Regions from separate parts of the Homo sapiens genome. Here region 1 is linked to region 2. The links are chromatin contacts, found by Hi-C or POLR2A ChIA-PET in ENCODE. All regions are on one chromosome and are shown on one strand. The core of a region is the stretch at or near the end of the contact, and the rest is flanking DNA. Distances in the headings are between cores, read along the strand shown.

What was found. Hi-C counts contacts between places; a loop is a spot of excess contacts on that map. ChIA-PET counts read pairs that join two places held with the same protein, here RNA polymerase II (POLR2A). Pooled maps may share reads with other maps.
Region 1: a loop to region 2 is called in a pooled map, with 3 times the contacts of the local background. The contact joins the promoter of HIBCH here to the enhancer-like site in region 2. A Hi-C loop is called at or near these places in 3 of 50 pooled maps. POLR2A ChIA-PET finds 5 or more read pairs at or near these places in 2 of 52 experiments (B cell and WTC11).

The regions. Positions count from the first base shown.
Region 1 is chr2:190,316,806-190,321,519 of GRCh38, reverse strand. It overlaps HIBCH (3-hydroxyisobutyryl-CoA hydrolase), which reads left to right and starts at 1,694. Exons shown (of 14, transcript NM_014362.4): 1 at 1,694-1,804. The coding sequence starts at 1,770.
Region 2 is chr2:189,949,860-189,954,123 of GRCh38, reverse strand. It overlaps a transcript of AKAP19 not described here. Among named protein-coding and RNA genes, the nearest start is that of MSTN, 110 kb to the left of the region's middle. RefSeq lists an enhancer at 905-974. Within about 2 kb of position 1,328, at least 3 of the 41 ENCODE cell types and tissues checked have a DNase peak (open chromatin) inside an H3K27ac peak, as active enhancers do; they include B cell, where a contact is called at or near this core.

The sequences.
Region 1 (4,714 bases), core at 445-2,944, 370 kb before region 2:
GGGATAAGGAATAAAGCAAGATAAAATGTAAATCTAGGTAGAATCTATGTGGTGAGCACATAGGCGTTTGCTTTAAATTTTTATAATTTTGCTATATGTTTGAAAATCTTCAAAATAGAATGTTAAGATAATTTTCTTTAAAGGACTGAGGTTTCTAGAGCGGGAAGCCAGAAGACGATAGCATCATTAGAAGAAATAGAGAATTTAGGAATAGGAAGGACAGCTTGGTGGAAGGTGTGGCATAACTGACAGGTCTTGATACCTACGAAGTCCTAAGTAATTTATGCACATATTTCTATATTTCAATGGATCTTCACAAACACCTCTAATCATCAGCACATCCATTTTCAGATGAGAAAATGGAGGTTCTGAAAAGCTATATAATTTGTTCAAGGTCATTAAACTATTAGTGTGCTAGGGGTAGGACTGATTACATAATTTGCAGGCCTAGTGTAAAATGAAAATTTGTGTTTCCTTGTTCAAAAATTATTAATAGCACAGCATTAAAACAAGCACAGGGCCCTTCTAACGATGAGGCCTTGTGAGACTCAGGTTTCACACACATGAAGCTAGGGCGGCAAGGAAGATTTGAATCTCAGTCTGACTAACAGGAAAGCCCATGCTTTTTCCAGTAAACCATGCTAGGTCAGATGAATGGTTCATTTCTGTGCGCAGTGAATGAGGCATGATGGTGATGTCAGATGGTGATGTCCTGTAGCCAGTTAAAAACCAAATTGCAGGTAAGGAGTTCCTTCTGTGATGTCTGTTGTCTGTCCTCTTCTCAGTGGGCATTTGGTTATTACATTTGACCTAGGTTAGCAACGTAATTTTTGATCAAAGTCTCAACAGTGTATCTCTTTAAATATCAAGGTACTAAGAATAACTCCTTTCATGTGTCCTCTCTGAAATTTGTCACCGGATTTCTTCTTTCTGATAAATGTGTCAATACTTAATAGTGGCGATGAAATGTCTTCTGCTACACATCTGGGTGGATCTGGAAGCGGAGGAACGTTTTCCTCAATTTAACAGTGGATCCTAGTAGTTGAGTTAAATGTTGGTTTCATTTAAGAGTAAGCTACTTTCTGAATGTAATTATGCTTCCACTGATAACAGCAACTTTTACTTTAGTTGGGAAGACATATCTATTATGTCTTAATCAGACAACTCTTGTGTGTCTTTGAGGAAGAGTGGGAGATCTGTAACTTTTCCCAAGAAAAATGAAAATGTCTCAATCCTAATATTAAAGGAATTCGGCTGTATTGGGTTAGGAATGAATAAACTACATCGATGTCCTTTATCAACTGTAATTCCTCTACTTGAGTCTCAAAGAATACTAAGTTTACGTTTTAATAAAAAATTACTAAAATTCCAGAAAAGTCTTTCACATCAGTCCCTGCTGGTCAAATTGGCAGGCCAAGCCTAGACAACAGGTTGCGCTTTGGGCTAAGACAGCCTCTAGAGGGCAATCTCCTTTCCTGCGAATCCGCCCTAGTCCGTTCTATCCTCCCTCTTCCCGCTCCGCCTCAGCTCGCTCTCCGCCTTCTCCCTGGCCCGGTCCCCGATCCCTTCCTCTCCCTCAACTATTTCCTCCAGGCGTCGTTCTTGCCCCGCCCTTCCCCGTCGCGTAGCGGAAACGGTCGCTCTGGCTTCCTGGAGGACTTGTCATCTGTGCCCGGCGGCGCAGGACGGCGGTGGGCGGGGCTCACGCGAGGCGCTGGAACGGTCCGGGAGATTCTCGCTCTGCTGCTTTAGCTTCGGAGTGTTTGGCGATGGGGCAGCGCGAGATGTGGAGGCTCATGTCGAGGTGAGTGAGAGAGCGAGGGGCCAAGGGCAGGCTCTTCAGCGGCACTCGCCACAGTGGGAAAAGGGCCGGGGGTGGAGACTGCTGGCCTCGAAGTTTCGAGTCGCGCTCAGAGGCGCCGCTGTGAGACCCCAACCTTGGCCCTCCCCAAGCCCCAGCCCCCGTCCCTGTCTTTCCTTTCTCCCTCTAGCATCTTCTTTGCAGCAGCACTCTGGTTTTCTGCCACTCTGGCTCTTAATTCAGGCTTGTCCCCACACGACTTTAATTCTTTTGGCCTCAGTTTCTTTCCTTTCTTAAAAGTTGGGTGCAGTCTGGGGACACGGACAGATTTAGCTTAGCGGAACTGTGCGGCATGTTTTGTGCAGCCAGCACACACAGGTGCTTTGCCAGTTGCTGCACCTCTCTCTGCCCGTGGTGTGATTTTATTCAGCTTTCTTGCATGGCTGCAGCGTCAGTATAGGCATTTGGAACTTTCAGGCTAGTGTTGAGGGACATTTAACGTGGCATGGGGGAGCATGTTTGCAAACATTGTTTAACTTTTTGAAAGTACCCCTCACTGCGCTTTGAGCTCAGCCTAGGAAATCTGGTAGCCATCATCTTTAGGCTGCATGCGCCTTAAACAGCCCACTGCCTGGCCCTGTACTGTCATACCAGGTAGCAGCTGCGCCCACTTGAAGGGAGAACCGTCCTTATTTCTTTAAAATAAGGACGACTTAAATTACTGGATTCTTTAAGCCTTAGAGTTTGCCTTCTGGGTTTCCTGAAAAGGGATGGAGGTGTTTCCTTGACTTAAGAAGAATAGTTTCAGGGGAAAGTGTCTAGATGTCTAACACTGTATCCACAGACCTAATTCTCAGTAAATTTTTGTTATACATTTAAGAGTTGCTTTTCTGTTTGTTTTTTTAATACCTTAAAATTAGTTGTCCTTGCACCAGCTCATGGAGAGATTTAGTAAATGCTAAGAAAATCAGTACACGTAATCGTTACTGCCGCTTTTTCAGTGTTGTCAGCAAATAGCAAATAGAGAAACAAACTGGAAAGACATGTTTGTTAAAGTTAGCTGACTTAGGAAAGGATCTGTCATTTCCACAATTCAGCTTGGCTTTCTTCCACCCCACGTTCCAAGATGCAGTACTCTGTAGGTGAGGCCAGGACCATTTTGGGGGCTTTGATCTGAGATGCCTTTTCCAGACTCAGCCCTGAAGTGGGTATTATCCTAGAAAGCAGAGGCCAAGATGGTCCAGTCCACAATACCCTAACCCACAACTGTATAAGGGAATAGGGTGCCACGGAAAGTGTTTCTGAGAGGAAAAAAGGCCTTGGGCCATGGTTGACAGTGTTGGGCAGCCCCACTTGAACTCTGGCCTCCCTTGGCTTCTTCGGTACTGGCCTACTTTTCTAATGCCACTCTCCACCGCCTCTCCTTACCCCAGTGCCAGTTTAGCTCTTGGACTTTTTTTTTTTTTTGGTTCCCAAATCATCTGTCTTAGGGTAACTCAAATTTTTGTCTAACCTGACTTGCCCTGAGCTCTAATGCTGGTCACAACCCTCTGAATGCCTCAGTTGCACCTCATATATAAATTTGCACTTAAGGGCTAGGCGCGGGGGCTCACACCTGTAATCCCAGCACTTTGGGAGGCCGAGGCGGGCATATCATCTGAGGTCAGGAGTTCAAGACCAGGCTGGCCAACATAGTGAAACCCCGTCTCTACTAAAAATACAAAAAAATTAGCTGGGTGTGGTGGCAGGGCCCTGTAATCCCAGCTGCTTGGGAGGCTGAGGCAGGATAATTGCTGGAACCTGGGAGGGGGAGGTTGCAGTGAGCCGAGATCATGCCACTGCACTCCAGCCTGGGCGACAGGGTGAGACTCTGTCTCAAAAAAAAAAAAAGGAAAAAAGGAAAAGAAAAATAAATTTGCACGTAAGTATAACCCTTACTCTTTGTCTCTCTTGGCACTATCATTCTTCTAGATTCTCAAACTTACCTAAGTTCTCCCACACTCCCAAACCTTAACCTCTTCCTGTGGATTCAGGTTTCAACAGTAGTCTCAAAGTTAATCACTTTTTCCTCTTCCCAGTGTGAATTGTTTCTGTACAAGATTGCCAGGTTAATCTCGCTAAGGTTTTACTTCAGTGCCTGCCATTCTTCTCAGAATCTCACAGAGGTGCCCTTCTGCTTATGCAATTAAATACAGTTTTACCAGTCTGGATTTCACAGATTTGGCCCCAGTATATTCATGGATGAACAATTACCTACTGTTCTGTTCTACTTGCTGGGAAGCACAGTTCTAGGCATTTCTATTATCCTGTAGCCACTCTGGACTACTTGGTTTTCCTACTGTTCCTTATGTAGGGCCCTTGGAGTCTGAAAGGAGAGCAGATAGGAAACACATAATTAGACAAAAGTAATTTTTGATTACCAATTCTGGTAAGTGTCTTAAGGGACAAGTACAGTTATGAGAGCCAGATTTAGATAGGGAGAGGGAGTCAGGAAGCCTCATCAGAGAGGTTGCTCTTCGCTGGGTGTGGTGGTTCATGCCTGTAATCCTAGCACTTTGAGAGGCCAACATGGGAGTTCAAGACAATCCTGGGCAACATAGCAAGACCCCGTTTCTACAAAAAATAAGAAATAAAAAAACTAGCTGGGTATGGTGGCATACGCCTATCCTTCCAGCTTGGGAGGCTGAGGTGGGAGGATCACTTGAGCCACAGAGTTCAAGTTTACAGTGAACTATGATTGTGCCACTGCCCTCTAGCCTGGGCAACATGGAAAAACCTAGTCTCTAAAAATAGAAATAACAGGAAGAGGGTACTTTTAGGTTGTTAATAGGCCTCATTGCCTTTTCCATCTCCTCCATCCTCTGCTGAACTGTATTGTTTTGGTTCTTGCTCTTTGCCTGTCTTCTCTTTTAC
Region 2 (4,264 bases), core at 79-2,578:
TGGATTGTATCTCTTTCCTTCTCTTTCTCCTTCTCTTGCCTTCCCACTGACAGGGATTCCCCAACCTTGATGTTCATTTTACTACTACATCTTCACTTGACCTGTCTGGCTCAACATACATCCTCATCTCTTTCAACTATCAGCTTGACTTCTTTTCTCTCTGACAATGTTTTCATGTTGGCAATACCCTTGCAGGCTTCATTCATTCATTCAATCAATATCATAAACAATAAACAAACAAAAGATGCAGCTTAGTGGTTAAGAGGTGGACTCCAATGCCAGACAGCTTAAGTTTGTATCTTGGTTCTACCAGCTGTTAGCCATTAGAACTTGGGAAAATCACTTAACTTACGTGCATCAATTTCCTCATCTGTAAAAATGAGGTGATATTGATACTGTACTAACAATATCACCTCATAGATTGTTGGGAGAAATGAATGAATCAATATATCTAAAAGTCTTTGTTTTTTTTTTTTTTTTTTTTTTTTTGAGATGGAGTTTCACTCTTGTCACCCAGGCTGGAGTGCAATGGTGCAATCTGGGCTCACTGCAACTTCCGCCTCCAAGGTTCAAGAGATTCTCCTGCCTCAGCCTCCTGAGTAGCTGGGATTACAGGCATGCACCACCATGCCTGGCTAATTTTGTATTTTCAGCAGAGACAGGGTTTCACCATGTTGGCCAGGCTGGTCTCAAACTCCTGACCTAGGTGATCTGCCCATCTTGGCCTCCCAAAGTGCTGGGATTACAGGTGTGAGCCACCATGCCCGGCCTATATCTAAAAGTCTTATAACAGTGCTCAATATGTACTAAGAATCATATAACTGTCAGCTGATTTTATTATTAATCTTATTATTATCATTATTTGAGCACCTATATGCCAACCACTCTACTACATATTCGGATTATATTAGTGAACTCGACGGACAAGGCCTTGAGTAAAGCCCTTTTAGATGCAGCCTGTCCCCACTTTCCCTATTGCAGACTTGTAAGTGGGCCCTGAACAAAAATCTGGCCAGGGATGTTATCACATTTAACAATAGGCACCAAAATTACTAAACCAGCAAGAAAAGACACAATCCCTACAACTGGCATAGATAACAAAAGCCACCTGACCTCCTATTTTTAATTTCTGTTGATATTACCATAATCTTGTTCTGTTTTGTTTAACTCTAGTTCTCACTTCCCCCTTTCCATCACTACAGTCTGCAATTTTCAAGTCCTAAATGAGTGTAACTGAAAGTAACTTATTTACAAAGAAGATTCATGATCATTATAGTTATATAAGAACCAATTCATTAAATAGCCAAAATAAAAAGGAAACACCCTCAGACTATACATTCAAAGTTATCGAAGATGTGATCAAAAAATAAGTAGAAGTTCTTAAAAGGATACGTCACATGTAATTCTCCTACAGTTGCACACAGTAAGTGCAGTAGAAGTATCCTGTTTCAAAATGATCATAAAAGCAACTGTAACAGAATATTTTTAGATATTGAAACGTTGATCTTTTTACTCCCCATTGTTAACTTTCTTTTACCATTTCTCCTAATTTATAAATATTGTTCTCATATAGGAGAACAGATAAAACCTAAAATAAAAGAGCTAAATTCTTGCTTAGAATTCCAAAATAAGATCTTCATAATATGACTTCTATTTCTAAGATCTAGGTACTCATTCAAGGAGAAAAAAAAAATGATATGATTTTGTTTCAGTTCCAAAAAGGTCTGGTTTGGAAGACTGGAAGCTCAAGCTGTGTGAAGTACCATTGACCAGCTTAAGGCAGGAGACGAAATAAGCCCCTTTCTTGTATAGGGGAGGAAAAACTTTCTTCTACCCTCTTAGGTTCTGTGGCTGGGCCTGAGAATTAAACTAACATAAGACAGAGTAACAGGGAAAAAGCATACAAGTTTTATTTAATATTTTTACATGCATGGGAGCCCTCATAAGGAAAATGAATGTCTGAAAAAGCAGTTAGGCTCAAAAGTGTGTATACCTTTTAAAACAAAGAATGATAAATTGTGAGGATACAAGACAAAGGGTATTAGGCTAGGGGCAGTACATTGTGAGGCAGTGACCAGGAAATATATGGGGGAAACCAGTGGAAGATAAGGATTGTTTTCAGTTTGTGTAGTTTGTTTGTTTAGTTCTCTTTTGGCAGTAACTCCCAGTCTCCAGTGTTAAGAATGTTCTTCTATTCCTGGTTCAGGAAGAACACTTTTCTCATGGGAAATTTTATAACCTGCTTTTAGATAAGAACATTTGAGAGGTCACAGAGTTCTTCCTGCATTTGCTATTTCTCGAGTGCCTTCAGCTCAAAATAATTCTTATGCCAGAGTGACATATTTTGGGGTGGCATATTCTGATCTCCTATACTTGCCTTCAGCAAATGCTATTCTAAAACGAAGATGAGCTAAATGATTCTCTAACTTTAGACTTTTAGGTATTGGAAGAGTGAAGAAATATTTTTAGGACAATGAAAATAGGTAATGGCTATTGTGTTGACCCATACCTCTACTTCCTTATTTGAAAGCTTTAGATTTGGCTTTCAAAGTACTTAAAGCATTTACCAACTGATGAAAGGGAAGAAAACAGTGCCACAAAGATACTGAAGAGGAAGATTCAGCTGGGCGCAGTGGCTTACATCTATAATCCCAGCACTTTGGAAGGCCAAGGTGGGCGGATTACTTGGTGTCAGGAGTTCGAGACCAGCCCTGGCCAACATGGTGAAACCCCGTCTCTACCAAAAATACAAAAATTAGCCGGGTGCGCTGGCACATGCCTGTAATCCCAGCTACTTGGGAGGCTGAGGCAGGAGTATTGCTTGAACCTGGGAGGTGGAGGTTGCAGTGAGCCAAGATCGCATCATTGCACTCCAGCCTGGGGGAAGATGCAAGACTCTGTCTCAAAAAAAAAAAAAAAAAAAAAAAAAGGAGGATTCAGAGAACTAAACTAAGGTTTCTTCTATTGAAGTAGAGGGAAAAAACCTAATACTGGTACTAGGAAGTCTGATTTGATTGTCACAACAGAATGGTGGAAGAGGTCTGAGGTAATACCTCCAAACCCAACCCCAAAACTTCCCTTATCTCCAGGAAAGTGCAGAAACGATCCAGAAAAATTCCCCATATTCTGCTACTACCCCCACCCCAACCCTCCAGGCATGAAAGAAAGTTGAAAATTAAGTCAGTACACTAGCCAGGGATTTATTCTAATAACAGGGATAGAGAGCCAAATGGCAAAGGTTGGTAAGTGGGCAGCCCTAAACCAAGAAGGGACCTAGTTAACAGGAGGAAATAGTTGAGATCTCAATCCTTTTCTCAATGGCAGGACAAGATGTAAAGTCTTTGGGGGAACTTAAGTCATTAGTGGGAAGAAAAGTAATGTAAAATAGAGGAGAACTCTATGTATTTATATACATAGGCAATATACTTATCTCTCATATCTACATGTCTTGGAATATTTGTTTATGTAGTGTGATGACTTTAGAAAATATAAACAAAGGCTAGCTTTTAAAAGTAATAATTAAGATGTAAATTGTTGCTCTTTGGTGGTCTTCCTTAATCTTTTTCAGACCCTGAAGGCTTTCTACCATTAGCCCCTCTCTTACTTTCAGCAAAGGTGACACTAAAGACTAAGATAAGCCTGGTCTGAAGGTAGAGACTTATCCTAATCCTAATTGACTCTTCACAATCAGTTAACAGATTGAACTCCTTATTCTTCTCTTGCTCCCATGTTCACTACTGCACCTAAGGTTCATTACCTAACCTTAAAAAAAAAAACAAAAAAAAAAAACAAAAAAGGCTGGGCGCCATGGCTCACGCCTGTACTCCCAGCACTTTGGGAGGCTGAGGCAGGCGGATCATCTGAGGTTAGGAGTTCGAGACCAGCCTGGCCAACATGGTGAAACCCCATCTCTACTAAAAATACAAAAATTAGCCGGGCATCATGGCAGGCACCTGTAATCCCAGCTACTTGGGATGCTGAGGCAGGAGAATCACTTGAATCTGGGAGATGGAAGTTGCAGTGAGCTGAGATCTTGCCATTGCACTCCAGCCTGGGGACAAGAGCGAGACTTCATCTCAAAAAAAAAAAAAAAAACCCAAAACCAAAAAACTAAGATAACATGATTGATTCTGTAACTTTAGACTTTCAAACCTTGGAAGAGTTACATTTCAGGACACTTAAAAGTAGGTAACAGGCCAGGCGTGGTGGCTCACGTCTGTAATCCCAGCACTTTGGGAGGTCGAGGCAGGTAGATCACGAGGTC